2 separate regions of the Homo sapiens genome follow, and region 1 is linked to region 2. A link is a contact called in ENCODE Hi-C data. All regions are on one chromosome and are shown on one strand. Each heading gives the region's core, a stretch centred on a gene start or an enhancer-like site at or near the end of the contact. The rest is flanking DNA. Distances are from core to core; before and after follow the strand shown.

Region 1 (6,502 bases), core at 3,817-6,316, 510 kb after region 2:
TTGCCAAGGAATGACCAAAATTCATTCCTTACCAAGATGTCACTTTGGGGGCCTTATCTTAAAAGTGCTTTTCTGCCAGTTTCAATGCTCTTGAGAGGACAGTCTCCCCCTCGAAGGCTCCTAGCAACATCGCTGGGCAGGCTGGGCTGCTAAGAACACCTGTGTTTAATTTAGGTGGTGACTCAGAAGTCCCATGCCCAAAATAGGTGACACAGGCACACATAAACTGTGGCCTCCTTTTTCTACCTCCAGCCCTAACCTCTGACCCTACTGTCTGTGATTGGAAAGAAACGAAACAGTGGTACTGGGAAGAGCTGTTCCCGACCTAAACCTTGCACACAAATGGTGTCAGCAGGCACAAATCAACATGAAGATTATTAAGGGGAAACAAGCGGAAAAAATACAACTCACTAGGAATTCCTAAGTGGAGGGGCTGGGGTGTGTGTTTGTGTGTTTGTGTGTGTGTTTGTGTACATGTTTTTAACTCATCCAGATTGGAAAAAAAATGTGCCTGCAAAGGTTTCACCTTTACTTTCTCAAACCAAAAGAGATCATGTCAAGATGCCAGTCAATTGGGAGGAACTGAGGGTGAAGCCCCAGCAGGAGGGCCCTCTCTTTTCTCTTTTGAAACTTGGTGATGGCCAGGTACAGTGGCTTATGCCTGTAATCCCAGCACTTTGGGAGGCCGAGGCAGGTGGATCACCTGAGGTCAGGAGTTCCAGACCAGCCTGGCCAACATGGGGAAACCCCATCTCTACTAAGAATACAAAAATTAGCCAGACATGGTGGCACGCGCCTGTAATCAAAGCTACTCAGGAGGTTGAGGCATGAGAATTGCTTGAACCCAGGAGGCGGAGGTTGCAGTGAGATGAGATCACACCACTGCACTCCAGCCTGGGTGACACAGTGAGACTCGTGAAAGAAGGAAAGAAAGAAAGAAGGAAAGAAAGAAAGAAAGAAAGAGAGAGAGAGAGAGAGAGAGAGAGAGAAAGAAAGAAAGAAGGAAAGAAGGAAAGAAAGAAAGAAAGAGAAAGAAAGAAAAGAAAGAAAGAAAGAGAAAGAAAAGAAAGAAAGAAAGAAAGAAAGAAAGAAAGAAAGAAAGAAAGAAAGAAAGAAAGAAAGAAAGAAAGAAAGAGAAAGAAACTTGGTGTCCCCAGTGCATGCCTCAGCAGCTGTGGGATTGAAAAGTTATACATATTTTTTCCCATTGAGTAAACAAGTCTACCATTAGAAGCAGGACTTCCTTCTTGATATACTTGGATGGAGACGATTTGTTTGAAAATGAGTCTGTTTAAAATGAACACAGCCGCTCCCCCCGCGAATCTGCGGGCAATCTGACATCTTTGGAGCTCACTCAGAATGACACACTGAGCAAAATTCCACCACGTTAAATTCGAGTAGACTTGACATGGTGGAAAGATCACAGGCCTGGGGCAGAGGGCCTGGCCCCTGCCCTCGCCCCTGGGGCCCTGTGAGAGCCAGGACAGGCCCTCCCCTCATCCAGCGGCCGTGGAGCCCTGGGTCTCTTCCTGCAGCTCGTTTCTCTCGTGTGAGGCAGACACAGTGCAGCGCTCTCTTGAGGTCTCTGTGGCATTTCTGGAATGTCCTTCTTCCCCAGTTCTGCTGTTCTTTCTCCCTAGCGTGAAGGCAGGGAAATAAAGAGGCCTATTTATAGTGGGCTGGGCCAAGGCAAGCTCATCTCAAAGCTGAGTATTTATGACTGTTAGTGTCTCAGAGACAACCTGTGAATGGCCTGGCGTCTCTCCAACGGTGTGGTGTGGACTTGGCACCACTTCGCACGGCACTGGAGCTGGGTGCTGCCTTCCAGCTGGGCGTGTGAAGGGCCCGTGCAAAGCCTCTGCCTCCCCTACCCCGGCTCTCAGGGCCCTGAGGAGCTTACGGGCTGGAAATGGCCACTTCCTGAAGAACGGTAACCAGCCCCTGTGTAGGCAACAACTCACGCGCGCCCACGGAAACTCAGAGGCGTGGCTGTTACTATCCATATTTTAAAACGCAGTGATGGCTCCAATGCATTTGTTCTGTGTAAGGTAACGGGCTATTCTAGACAAGCTTTGGGGTATCTGCCTCTCCAACTTATGCCCTTTACTTTGTGAACGAATCCCACCCACAGCCATGATCACTCAGTGTGACTTCGTTACCCTGGCCTTGGTTAATTGGACCAGCGATGGGCCGGTGACCCAGGCTAAGCCAATAACATATTCTCTCCGAAAGTTTTGCTTCCAGATTCCCTTCTTAGCCTCTGTTGGGCCCTTGACTGGGGAGCCCAGTGAGGCCAGGCCTGGGCAGCTGAGCTTGTCATCTCAAACAGAAGCAAAGGAAGCTTCTCTGCAGAGCAGTCAATGAAACTGTCACACAATGACCCCAGAAGTCCTGACAGATGGTTCTGCCAGCTTCCCTGTTCCAGTCACTCTCGAAGCCTTTGGTTCCCGGAGATTCTACTGCTCTATCTTTTTGAAACAGAATGTTCTATTAGGGTTTAAATTTATGTAACACAATAGCCTATTGGAAGATTTTTTAAAAAAAAAACTTACTGGAAAAATCTACCAGCTGCTATCTGGAGACACAAAGACAGAAGGTCCCTAGAGGGCAGATCCTGAGTAGCCTCACTTAGACGGGGAGGCAGGGGCAAGCCCCGACATGGCAAAGCCAGCCCCTCCGTATGTCCCAGCCAAAACCAGCGTTGGAGAAGGGCAGTGGGGCCGCTGATGGCTATCGTGTGTGAGAGCCAGGGCCGGAGCCAGCTATGGTGCTTCCCTCATGACTTAGAAAGCAGCTCCTGTGAGCATCCAGGTACTTCTGGGCAGTTGGATTTTCCAGGTTAAGGCAGTGAGACTGGGCTCTCCCATTCCTTCCAGCCTCCCCACCCATACTGCCTGTCACATGGGGCTTTCTGGACTTAGAAGGGGAATCCACTGGCTTCATAAAGTAAATATTGCCATCTGAGACCTGGCTTCAAACTCTGAAGTAGAACACCCCAGTTACACTTCCAGTAACTTTCCCTTTCTTGCTTAAACTACTTTGGGTGAGACTTTGTTCTTGTGATGGAAAGAGCTTCGTTGAAGTGACAAATGCTGGGGGATGCTGAGTCCACATCCCGGTCTGTCTGACTCCAAATCTGAGTGACTCTGAGTCCAGAGGTCATTCGACTTCACATCAAGGCCTCTCTGATGCCGCCTCGCATCCCCTGAGAGCTTGGCAGACCTGGAGGCTCTCGTCAGAATTCCCCAACAAAATCTGTGTTTTAACAAGTTCCCTGGTACCCCTGGGGGGGCACTGATCTGATTCACCCACCAGCCTCCCAAGGCCCTGTAGTGCTGAGCTGTGGACCTCACTAGGACGCTCTCCTTGTCCCTGCCACTAGCTCCAGTGGGATCTCAGGCCAAGACCTCTCCTACCCTTGGCTCCCATTAACTTCTTTATAAAACAAAAGGCCCTCCCTGGTCCTGAGCTGAGGTGGCATCAGCTGTTCCCTTCAAAAAAGTGGCCCAGAGAAGCGGGGAGTAGAGAGTGACTGCTAATAGGTACAGGATTTCTTTTTAGAGTAATAAAAATATTTTAGAATTAGACAATGGTGATGGTTATCCAACTCTGTGACTGCACTAAAAACCATTGACTTGTACAACTTAAAAGGGGGACATTTTATAGTATGTGAACTATAGCTTAATAAAGCTGTTATTAAAAAACAATGGTACAGTACTTGAGAAAGAGAAACAATAAACCTTGGTAAAAAATAGGTTCAGTTTTATCTCAAAGCCCTATGGCTTCTCTACAGGAAGCCTTTGCTTTTGTTCTGTATCTCATGGTTTCTCTTCACAAGGCCGTTATGAAGCTCAGATGGCGCAATGGCTCAGAAGAGATTTGCAAAGGAATAAGCGAGAGATCAGAGCAGGGAACGCAGGTCAACAGCAGCCCCTCCTCCCTGTCTGCCTTCCCCTGAACCTCCGTGCAACCAGAGCCTCTGGGGAGAGGCAGGTACATCTTGTGTTTCTTTTCAGTGCAACTGTAGCTGGCCGGATGCCACAGGACATTTACTTTAAAAGAATATTTAAAAAATTTTTTTAGAAAAATGAAGGTCTCGGGACTGGGCACGTGGCTCATGCCTGTAATCCCAGCACTTTGGGAGGCGCAGGCGGGAGGATCACTTGAGGCCAGGACTTCAAGACCAGCCGGGGCAACATAATGATACCCCGTCTCTACAAAAACTTTTAAAAAATAGTCAGGTGCAGTGGTGAGTGCCTGTAGTCCCAGCTACGAGGGAGGCTGAGGCAGGAGAGTGGCTTGAGTCCAGCAGTTTAAGGTTGCAGTGAGCTGTAATCACACCACTGCACTCCCGCCTGGGCGACAGAATGAGAAAGAAAAAATGTTTTTAAAAAATTTGTCTCTAAGAAAAAATGTTTTTAAAAAACATTTTTTTAATGAAGGTCTAGTCATCAAGACCCAAGACCCCACTGTCTGGCAGGTCATCTTGGGGAATTCCTATCCATTTAGCTTCCCCAGGTCCAGGAACTTCCTTGGACCTCCTGGGTTGACTGCCCCCATGTTGCCCCGGCCAATGCTCAGTAACATTTGTTGAATGCCTGATTGTGGCCCACATTTAGAATTATTAGAGAAAGGCCGGGCGCAGTGGCTCATGCCTGTAATTCCAGCACTTTGGGAGGCTGAGGTGGGCAGATCACTTGAGGTCAGGAGTTCGAGAACAGCCTGGCCAACATGGTGAAACCCTGTCTCTACTAAACATACAAAAATTAGCTAGGCATGGTGGCACACACCTGTAATCCCAGCTACTCGGGGGGCCAAGACAGGAGACTGTCTCAAAACAAACAAACAACAAAACAGAATTATTAGAGAAAGAACATTTAAGGAAGTGAGAAAATGTGGTAAGGTATGAAACCTTGGCCTGTTGAAAGCCAAAATCACCTTCTGATTAGGAGGGGCCTGGCCTCCAACCTCCCTGGAGAACGGTTTGTTCCCCTCCTTTGCAGCCAGGTTGCAAACATTTATGACCCATTTAATCATGCTCAGTGTTTGGAGCCACACAGAGAGGGCTTCTGCAGGCTCGGACGTCATCTCGGGGCGAAGGGTGGTGTTTGATGTGTCACGCGATGAAATGCTCCCCACTCCACTCATGGTTATTATTTTTTTGCCTTTAAGCAGACAGAGTCCATCAGAGATTAGAACTCTGCCAGAGTTTCTGGGTTGAGTGATGAAGCACAAATGTTTCCCTTTCCAACGCTCTCGGAACTGTCAGCCTTATTTCTATGGCTGTCATTCTCTTATTCACAAAAACGAAACCGGGCTAAGCTGCCCTTCCTCCCTGGGCTTTTTCCAGCCTGAAGTCTCTGAAATAGCCATGTTTGTTGTAGCAGCAAGTGGGAATGTTGTCTGCTGTGATAAATGGCCCGTCCCTTCCCCTAAAATAGCCACTGGACTTCCTGGGAACTTTCCTCTCAGTCCTCTGATGAGGGAGGGTCTCGGTGGGCCTGTGGGGACTCAGCAGGGGCTACCTGGTTCAGGCTGGCTCCTTCTCCTTAAAAGCAGAACGAGGGCCCATTCGAGTCAGAATGAGCCCCTGCAGAGCTTCTTAACCGTATACAACCCCGGGCAAGCTATTTTGCCTCTCTGAGCCTCGTTTTCTCACCACATTTGGGCCAAGGAGAAGACTAAATGAGATACTATATGAAAGGTGCTGGGCCCAGATCAGACCCTTAATAAACAAGAATTCAGGCAGGCAGCGGTGAGGTTCTTGCCTGCTCCCTTTCACCCATAGATGCCTCCTGTCACTGCCTAGTGGCTGAGCTCTGGGAAGGGAGGCAGGGGACCCACCTCACTCCCTGCCCTGTGCGTACAGCCTAAGCCAGGCTCACTGAGTCCCTCACCACCTCCTTTGTTCAGTAAACATTGACTGGGCATCTGCTGTGCCCCAGAGCCTGCAGGAGGCCATGGGGACAAGGACAAGTCAGACATGGCTCTGGCCCTCAGTACAGAGATCTCTACAGGATGCAAGGGACCCTAATTGATCTGTTGTACAGTGGGAGTTCGAAATGCCATGGGCAGGAGAGAGAGAAGCCTGGCATTGACTGGAAGCTTCCAGAAAGGTTGCTTCTCTTACTGAGGCTGGGCCACACCCTGGGCTGTTGGGAGCCCCCCACCATGCCTTGTTTTGTTCAGCTCTGGCATACGGTAACCATGTATTACCAGCAGGAATTAAAGGAGCTTTAGGAAATCAGTGATCATTGAGACAGGGTCTTGCTCTGTCACCCACGCTGGAGTGCAGTGGCGTCATCATGGCTACACGTCATCATGGCTACATCATGGCATCACTGCAGCCTAGACCTTCTGGGTTCAAGCAATTCTCCCACCTCAGCCTCCCGAGACGCTGGAACTACAGTCATGCATCACCACACTTGGCTAATTTTTTATTTTTTGTAGAGACAGAATCTCACTATGTTGCCCAGACTGGTCTCGAACTCCTGGGGAGCCC
Region 2 (6,918 bases), core at 1,664-4,163:
AGCAAGTACCGCTCCTCTCAGCATCTTCAGAGACCAGGCTTGTTTTGGAACTCTGTCAACGGAAAGCCTCCATGGTATAGACAACGATCATTGCCACCATTTGGGGGGTTTTGTTAATGTGCTCTAAAAAGGAGGGCCGCCTCATTCTCTCCCTCCACCTTTCCTAAGGGCCTGGTGCATGCTAAGCACTGGGCTCGGAGGGAAAGCTCACTCGATGGGTCTCCCACCCGCAGAGCCCCAAGCCCAGCAGAGCCCACACAGCCAGAGAGAGCCCTGGCGGCCTAGGGCCCGGTGCTGTGGACAGGAGCCCACACTGTGCCATGGGAGAGGAGCGGCCCCTGTGTGTGGGAGGGGACAGAGGGCAGGCAGACGCTGACTGGCTAGTGGAATAGAAAGGACCTCAGACCAGAGGAGGCAAGAAGCAGGTGGGCCCCAGCGTCCCTGTGCAGCCCGTTTGGAAGTTTATGTGGGAAGCTGTGGGAGGATAGAGTGACTGTGGCTCCTGAGGGCCCGGGCCGGGAGAAGATGGGGGTCTCTGTGTGACCTGCAGTGACTGGGAAGACACTGATGGCTTCAGACTGGGGAGTGAGCTGTGCTGCTGGCCGCGGGAGGCAGGTGGCTAAAGGAGAGTGGAGCAGGGAGGCCGGCTGGGAGGTGGCTGCGGTAGGTCCATGAGGGTCCTGAGGGATGCAGGAGGCGCTGCCTGGCGGGGAAGAGGAAGGCAGCTTGAACACACGGGGCCAGTCCTGGCTTGGTCTCCCCCAGTGGATGGACCCAGGTCATGTTATCACTCCTCTCTGGGTTTTTAGTTTCTCAGTGCAAGCAAAACGAAGAGCCACCATGATCTCCCGCCCTGGGCCTCTGCATTCCCGGCTTCTCTTGGCATGAGCTGTGCCTGTAGAAATCGATGCGGGTCATGGTGCTGACTGGATGTGCAGGCCAGAGGGAGGGAGACTCCGGGGTGGCACCCCTGCTTCTGGTCCTTCAGGGTCTGGGAGGGCAGGCTGTGAGCAGGGACGAGGGGGTCAGGTGCAGTCAGCTCTGTGCGGGGAGGTGACAGGCTTGGTGTGACTGCTGACGCTGACATGCTGGCAGGACACCGGGGTTAGGGAGCAGGTGTCCAGCAGGTGGCTGGAAGAGGTCAGGGCTGGAGCCCTGGTGTGGAAGTTCTTCACATGGAAGGGAGAGGATAAGATAGGCAGGGATGAAGTAACTGAGGGAGACGATGTACAGAGAAAAACCAAGAGCAGAAACCTGCAGGTGCTCTCCTTTGGGGATCAGAGAAGCATCAAGAAGAGGATTACGTGCAGGAAAGTGGCAGAGACGTAGTTCAGGAAAGCCTACCAGGAGAGGAGGCGTTTAGAGGGATGATAATGTGGTTCATTATAGACATGAAAATAATCTCACTATCGTCATAATAGGTGTGAGACTCCATTACAAAAAGCATGTATGAAATCCCTTCTGGATTGGGCACCATGGCTTATGTCTGTAATTCCAGCACTTTGGGAGGCCGAGGTGGGAGGATCACTTGAGTCCAGGAATTTGAGACCAACCTGGGCAACATGACACTACCCCATCTCTACAAAAAACCAAAAAATTGGCTGGGTGGGTGTGGTGGTGCGTGTCTATAGTTCCAGCTACTTGGGAGGCTGAGGTGGGAGGATCGCTTGAGCCTGAGAGGTGGTGGTTGCAGTGAGTCAGCTGTGTTAACGACACTGCACTTCAGCCTGGATACAGAGCGAGACCCTGTGTCAAAAAAAAAAAAGAAGAAGTAAAGAAAACACATACACACACCCACACAAACACACACACACACGCGCACACACACACGAAACCCCTTCTGTAAACAAATGAGGATGTGGTCAGTGCCCTTCAGCTCAAGCCACAGACCAGCATCTGAACAACCCTGGGCTCATTGCAACCAGGAAGGGAGCACACTGCGCAAGGCCCTGGGGTGTCTCAGGAGAGGGGTTCAGGAAGGACCTGCTCACTTGGGCTGCATTAGGGGATTTGGAAGAGGTTTTAAGGATGCGGAGCTTTCCTCCTTGGATTGGATTCTATCGGAAAGCAGGGCTAATTCTGTGAATTGTGGTCTTAAATCTTTTCCAGAAGGAGAGAGGAATGAAGTGAAGCTAGAGCTGTTCTTGGTGAATAAACTGCAGTCCCTCATAGTAGCCAGGCCAGGGAGTGTTTGAAACAGCAGGAGGGACGCCTGAACTCTTAGGGGAAGAAAGCAGGAGATAGTGGGTGCGGTGACGGGAGGGAGTGGAGGATGGCCTTTCTGTAGGGAAGGAGGGGGCTGGCTTGGGAGGAGCAGAGAAGTTAGGACGATCCTTCTGTGACCCACACAGACAAAGAGCTCCCGGTCATGGCTTTTTGATATAAAATCTCAGCCGCTGAGCTCGCTAGCATTTAGGACTCAGGAGCGCACACGGCTGCGGTTGCTTGTTTTTCCAGCCGTCTCTTCATTTCTTTGCTTGATTCCCAAGCATGTGTCAGAGTTAATGGAGCGGTTCTATTATTAAACCACTTAGAAATTTAAAAGGCAATGTACTCAGGTTTGAATGGGACCATTAGTTATTGGGAAAACAACATTTGTAAGAGAATTCCTTATAAAGCTCAATGTTACCCCTTGGAACCACATCCCTGAAAAAAACAGGATCACCTCCAGAGCTTAGAAACCGGCTACTCTGTGCATTTGGTAAAAAGCAAAGGCATCTCTATTTCCAGTGGAGTGCTTCACGAAACACTTCAAAATATAGATCTGAAACTCGCTTTCTGGTTTAGTGTCTACCGAGAAGGTGAGATTCAGTTTTCACTTTTGAAGAAGTGTGCAATGCTGCTGAAAGCCACAAGGGCTTCCTTTGGCAGAACCTACACCTGCTAAGATGCCAGGGCGCCATGCGCCGTTCTGTTCTTTACTGAGAGTCATCAAATGTATTTTAAACTATATTTTTGTTGATGGAGGCATGGTGGCTTTAGGATATGGTGAAGATGTGGAAGGGGCCGGGGTGGGGGACTGTCAGCTGGGCAGTCTGGAGAGAGTCCTAGGAGGTCTTGTGGCATTATCTGTGCCCCAGTTCTATTTCCTGCTGGCTAGCAGACACAGAGCAGCCTCGACCTTGGCATTAACCCATGTTTGCGTGGCTCAGCAATTTACAAGTCTCATCCATAGGCATTACTTCACCCATTTCAGATCTCTCTCGGAAACAGGTGCAAATAGTTTCCTTCAAAGGGCACACATTGCTCACACAGTCAGAGTCAAGGCGAATTTGAATTGTACCCACGAATTTGAATTGTACCCAGTTCCAAATTTGTCTGGCCTCTATGTGCCAAGTTAGACATATGTATGTGTGCATAAATGAGGTGTCTGGCACGGGACCTAGAGGCAACTGGGAAGGGTGAAAAGCTAGATTTGGAGCTATGAAGACCTGAGTTCAGGTCTTGGCTTGGTCTCTTATTAGTTACTTGACGTTGGGCAAGTTATTTGCCCCTCTGAGGGTAAATTTACCTCTTCTACAAGATGGAGCTGGTTACAGTACCTTCTTCTCAGAGGGATTTCGAGGCACATATGAGACATGGAATGTGGAAGCATCTTATAAATGATGAAGCACCCTGCATTGGAGATCACCGGCAAACTCAGCGTGTCTCACGGAGGGTGTGATCAGAACGCTGGAAGACCTTGGAGTCCTATCGTGTGTGATGGTGAAAAAACCAGCATGGCTTAGCCCCAGAGACAAGTTCATCCCTCACTGCCAGTTTCTGGCAGGTCGACACGGTGTAGAGGAGCTATGACAAAGCGAGTGGGTCCCTGGGGGACTTCTGCTGAGTCACCTCTGAGTCTCAGTGCCCAGCCCGGTGCCCAGCACATGATGGGGAAGTAGAATCTAATCGAACAGTGACCACTAGGAACCACAGGTGCACTTCTTCTCTCCTTTGTTCCTCCCTCTTCCCTCTCCTCCTCCTGTTTATTTTTGTGTTAGTTCTCTCTGGCTGATGTTCAAATAGCTCTAATTATTGAGTTGTCATTTTGCATTTAATTGTTTGCCCATGAGTTGATTCACTTATTTAACACAATTTATTCCAATGCACACACTTATTGTGCAAAATGAGAGCATTTAGCTGTGACATTGACAGGGGATCAGAGACCAGGAACAGAGTTCAAGAACGCTCTTCCTGAGCAAGTCAGCTGAACACTACTCCCGCCCCAAAGCCTCCTTAGTCAGGTAACACTGCCCCCACCCCAAAGCTTCCCTATCCGTGAAACTGGGAAGAAGACAACTCTGTCCTCAGTATTGTGGAGCAGATCACATATGTGTGAACACTCTGTATTAACTGAGAAGATATGAGGTCTTTTTCGCAGAACAGATGCTTCCCAGAGAAAACCAGACAGTTGCCATCCAGAAAGAGGGGTGATGACGGTCAGCGAATTTATAAGGTAGAGTCTTCAGACCAGGGAAAAATCACTTTCAGGGATTCTGGAAGCTCCTGGGGAGCACTCATGGGGTCATCAATTCTTGCTGAGGAAGTTAAATCAATCAGCAGTAGTTCCCAGTTCTCTGCAAATGCTATAATGTCCTTGGGGGATATTAAAGCTACTTTTTCTCTAAAAGAATGAGGAATGGGGAAAGGAGTTCATAAAAGCTTGTTCCATTCAATGCTGAGCTATTTGGTGTTTGAAAAAAATCTTTGTTTGCTGCCCTAACCAGATGAGTGGCTTAAATAATATAAATGTATTTTCTTACAGTTCTGGAGGCTGGAAGTCTGAGATTGGGCTGCCAGCACAGCTGGGTTCTGAAAAGGGTCCTCTTCCTGACTCCTGGATAGCTGTCTTCTTGCTGTGTGCTCACACAGCCACATCAGAGAGCTCTGACTTCGCTTCTTTTTTTTTTTTTTTTTTTTTTTTTTTTTGAGACAGAGTTTCGTTCTGTTGCCCAGGCTGTAGTGCAGTGGCGCGATCTTGGCTCACTGGGTTCAAGTGATTCTCCTGCCTCAGCCTCCCAAGTAGCTGGGATTATAGGTGTGTGCCACCATGCCTGGCAAATTTTTTTTTTGTGTGTGTGTTTTTAGTAGAGACAGGGTTTCACCATGTTGGCCAGGCTGGTCTTGAACTCCTGACCTCAAGTGATCTGCCTGCCTTGGCCTCCCAAAGTGCTGAGACTACAGGCATGAGCCACCGTGCCCGGCCTGACTTTGCTTCTTATAAGGACAACAGTTCTACCCCATGAGGGTTCCACCCCTTATGACCTTACTTGACCTTCATCTCTTCTTAAAGGCCATATTTCCAATACAGCCACATGGTGGGGGAGGGGGGCTAGGACTTCAGCGTATGATTTTTGGGGGCACACGATTTAGTCCACAACAAATTTCAAGTGTGGAGTCTGCAGAGGTGGAAGGGGCTAGGGTTTAGGAGTCAGACCGACCCAGGTTCTAACCCTTCCCTGCTGCCCATAGCTGAGAGACTTGGAGCAAGTTTTTAACCTCTCTGAGCCTGTTTCCTCTTCTGTAATGGTGATAACAAGGTCATGCCTCCCAGGCTCTGTGTAAGAATTACACCAGGTAACGACTATGAAGCACCAGGAACTCCACCTAACATGTTGCAGCACTCAAGATGAGTTAATGCCTTCCTTTCCCGGCCTCTCCTGAGATGCCACCTCTTGGCATTTTGCCTTTTACAGGCTGGGGAGGTGAAGCTGCCTTTAGGATCTGCTTCTGCTCCTTCATTCTGGAATTCTGTCATATGGAGACTATAGGATAGTTCCTAGTAGGGCACCTGGGCTCCATCCTTGGCCCCAGTGAGGATAATAATCCCTAACTTTCACAGTTATGAAGATTAACGAAGATACCACATGGGGAAATCCTCAGTTCACTTGTTGGCATGCAGTAGATAATCAACATTCTTGCCCTGTGGCCCCGATGAGCCCTGAGTTGGGAGGATGTCAGTAGGCAAAGATTTATAGAGCATCTGCCACATGCTGGATGCCAGGGGTATAAGAGAGGAAGAGATAAGCACAGTCTCTGCTCCTGTGGAACCAAGAGTGCTCGGGAAGAAGGGAGACATTAAACAGATTGTTATGAAGAATGATAAGAGCAGGGCTGTGTTTTGGAAAACCTGTGTGCAGAATCAGAAAATGTTGTCTACAGGGGCTGTCAGCCACCATTGTGTTCACCAGAGCGGGGAGGGGTTTTTCCCAGGCTCACACAGCGAGGCAGTGGCAGAGGGGTTGACCATACCCTTCAATATGCCCTTGATCCAGCAAAAGGGTCGCTTGAGGAAATAGAAAACTGACAAAATAGGGCAACTGGGTGTGTGGCTGGGCAGAGGGGTACCTATTGTGGGGGCTCAGGAATACTAGCTCTGGCCTACTGTTCCCTCAGCCATCCCTGCAAGGCTGTGGCACAGGCCAGGCCCAGCTAAGGGCCTGCCTCTGGCACTGGGCCTGCTGTGTGCCTGGAAAGCTCTGAAAGGAGCGAGCTGGGGACTCAGCATTCCCATCTACCACCTCCAATCAGCCACAGAGAGACGATGCTGCTCCCCCTGGCCCTGGCTCAGGGCTTTAATGCTCGATCTCATTTAGTTTATCCCCCAAACCAAAGCCCGTGAGGGATCCTTGATCCCTGTCTCTGGGCTGGAATGTGCCCAGCAGCACAAAGCTGGCAGATGCCTGAGCCAAGGTCCAAACCACTCCTGTGGGTTTCCAGGCCCTGGTTCAGCCCACCCCATGCCACGGCCTAGGGGCCTGCGGGACACAGGAAGCTCGGGGCTCAGGCCCACCTGACTGGGGCCTCTGAGGCTCTTGTTGCTGCATAGAAGCCATCCCCCAGAGGGGCCATCCTCGGGCTCGCCAGCTCATTCCTTCTGGGAGAGGTGCCCTGAGAGAGGGGTGCTGAATTCCTGCCCTAAGTGCCTGGCGCCTC

Evidence for each region. A loop is a pair of places that touch in the nucleus more often than their neighbours do. Pooled maps may share reads with other maps.
Region 1: a loop to region 2 is called in a pooled map, with 7 times the contacts of the local background. The contact joins two enhancer-like sites. A Hi-C loop is called at or near these places in 3 of 37 single-sample maps with no recorded cell type and 3 of 50 pooled maps.

Annotation. Positions count from the first base shown.
Region 1 is chr2:11,373,110-11,379,611 of GRCh38, forward strand. No RefSeq gene overlaps it. Among named protein-coding and RNA genes, the nearest start is that of LINC00570, 18 kb to the right of the region's middle. RefSeq lists enhancers at 2,636-3,194, 5,092-5,301. Within about 2 kb of position 5,067, at least 11 of the 41 ENCODE cell types and tissues checked have a DNase peak (open chromatin) inside an H3K27ac peak, as active enhancers do.
Region 2 is chr2:10,862,223-10,869,140 of GRCh38, forward strand. No RefSeq gene overlaps it. Among named protein-coding and RNA genes, the nearest start is that of LINC01954, 13 kb to the right of the region's middle. RefSeq lists an enhancer at 1-168 and silencers at 1,661-1,710, 2,741-2,910. Within about 2 kb of position 2,914, at least 3 of the 41 ENCODE cell types and tissues checked have a DNase peak (open chromatin) inside an H3K27ac peak, as active enhancers do.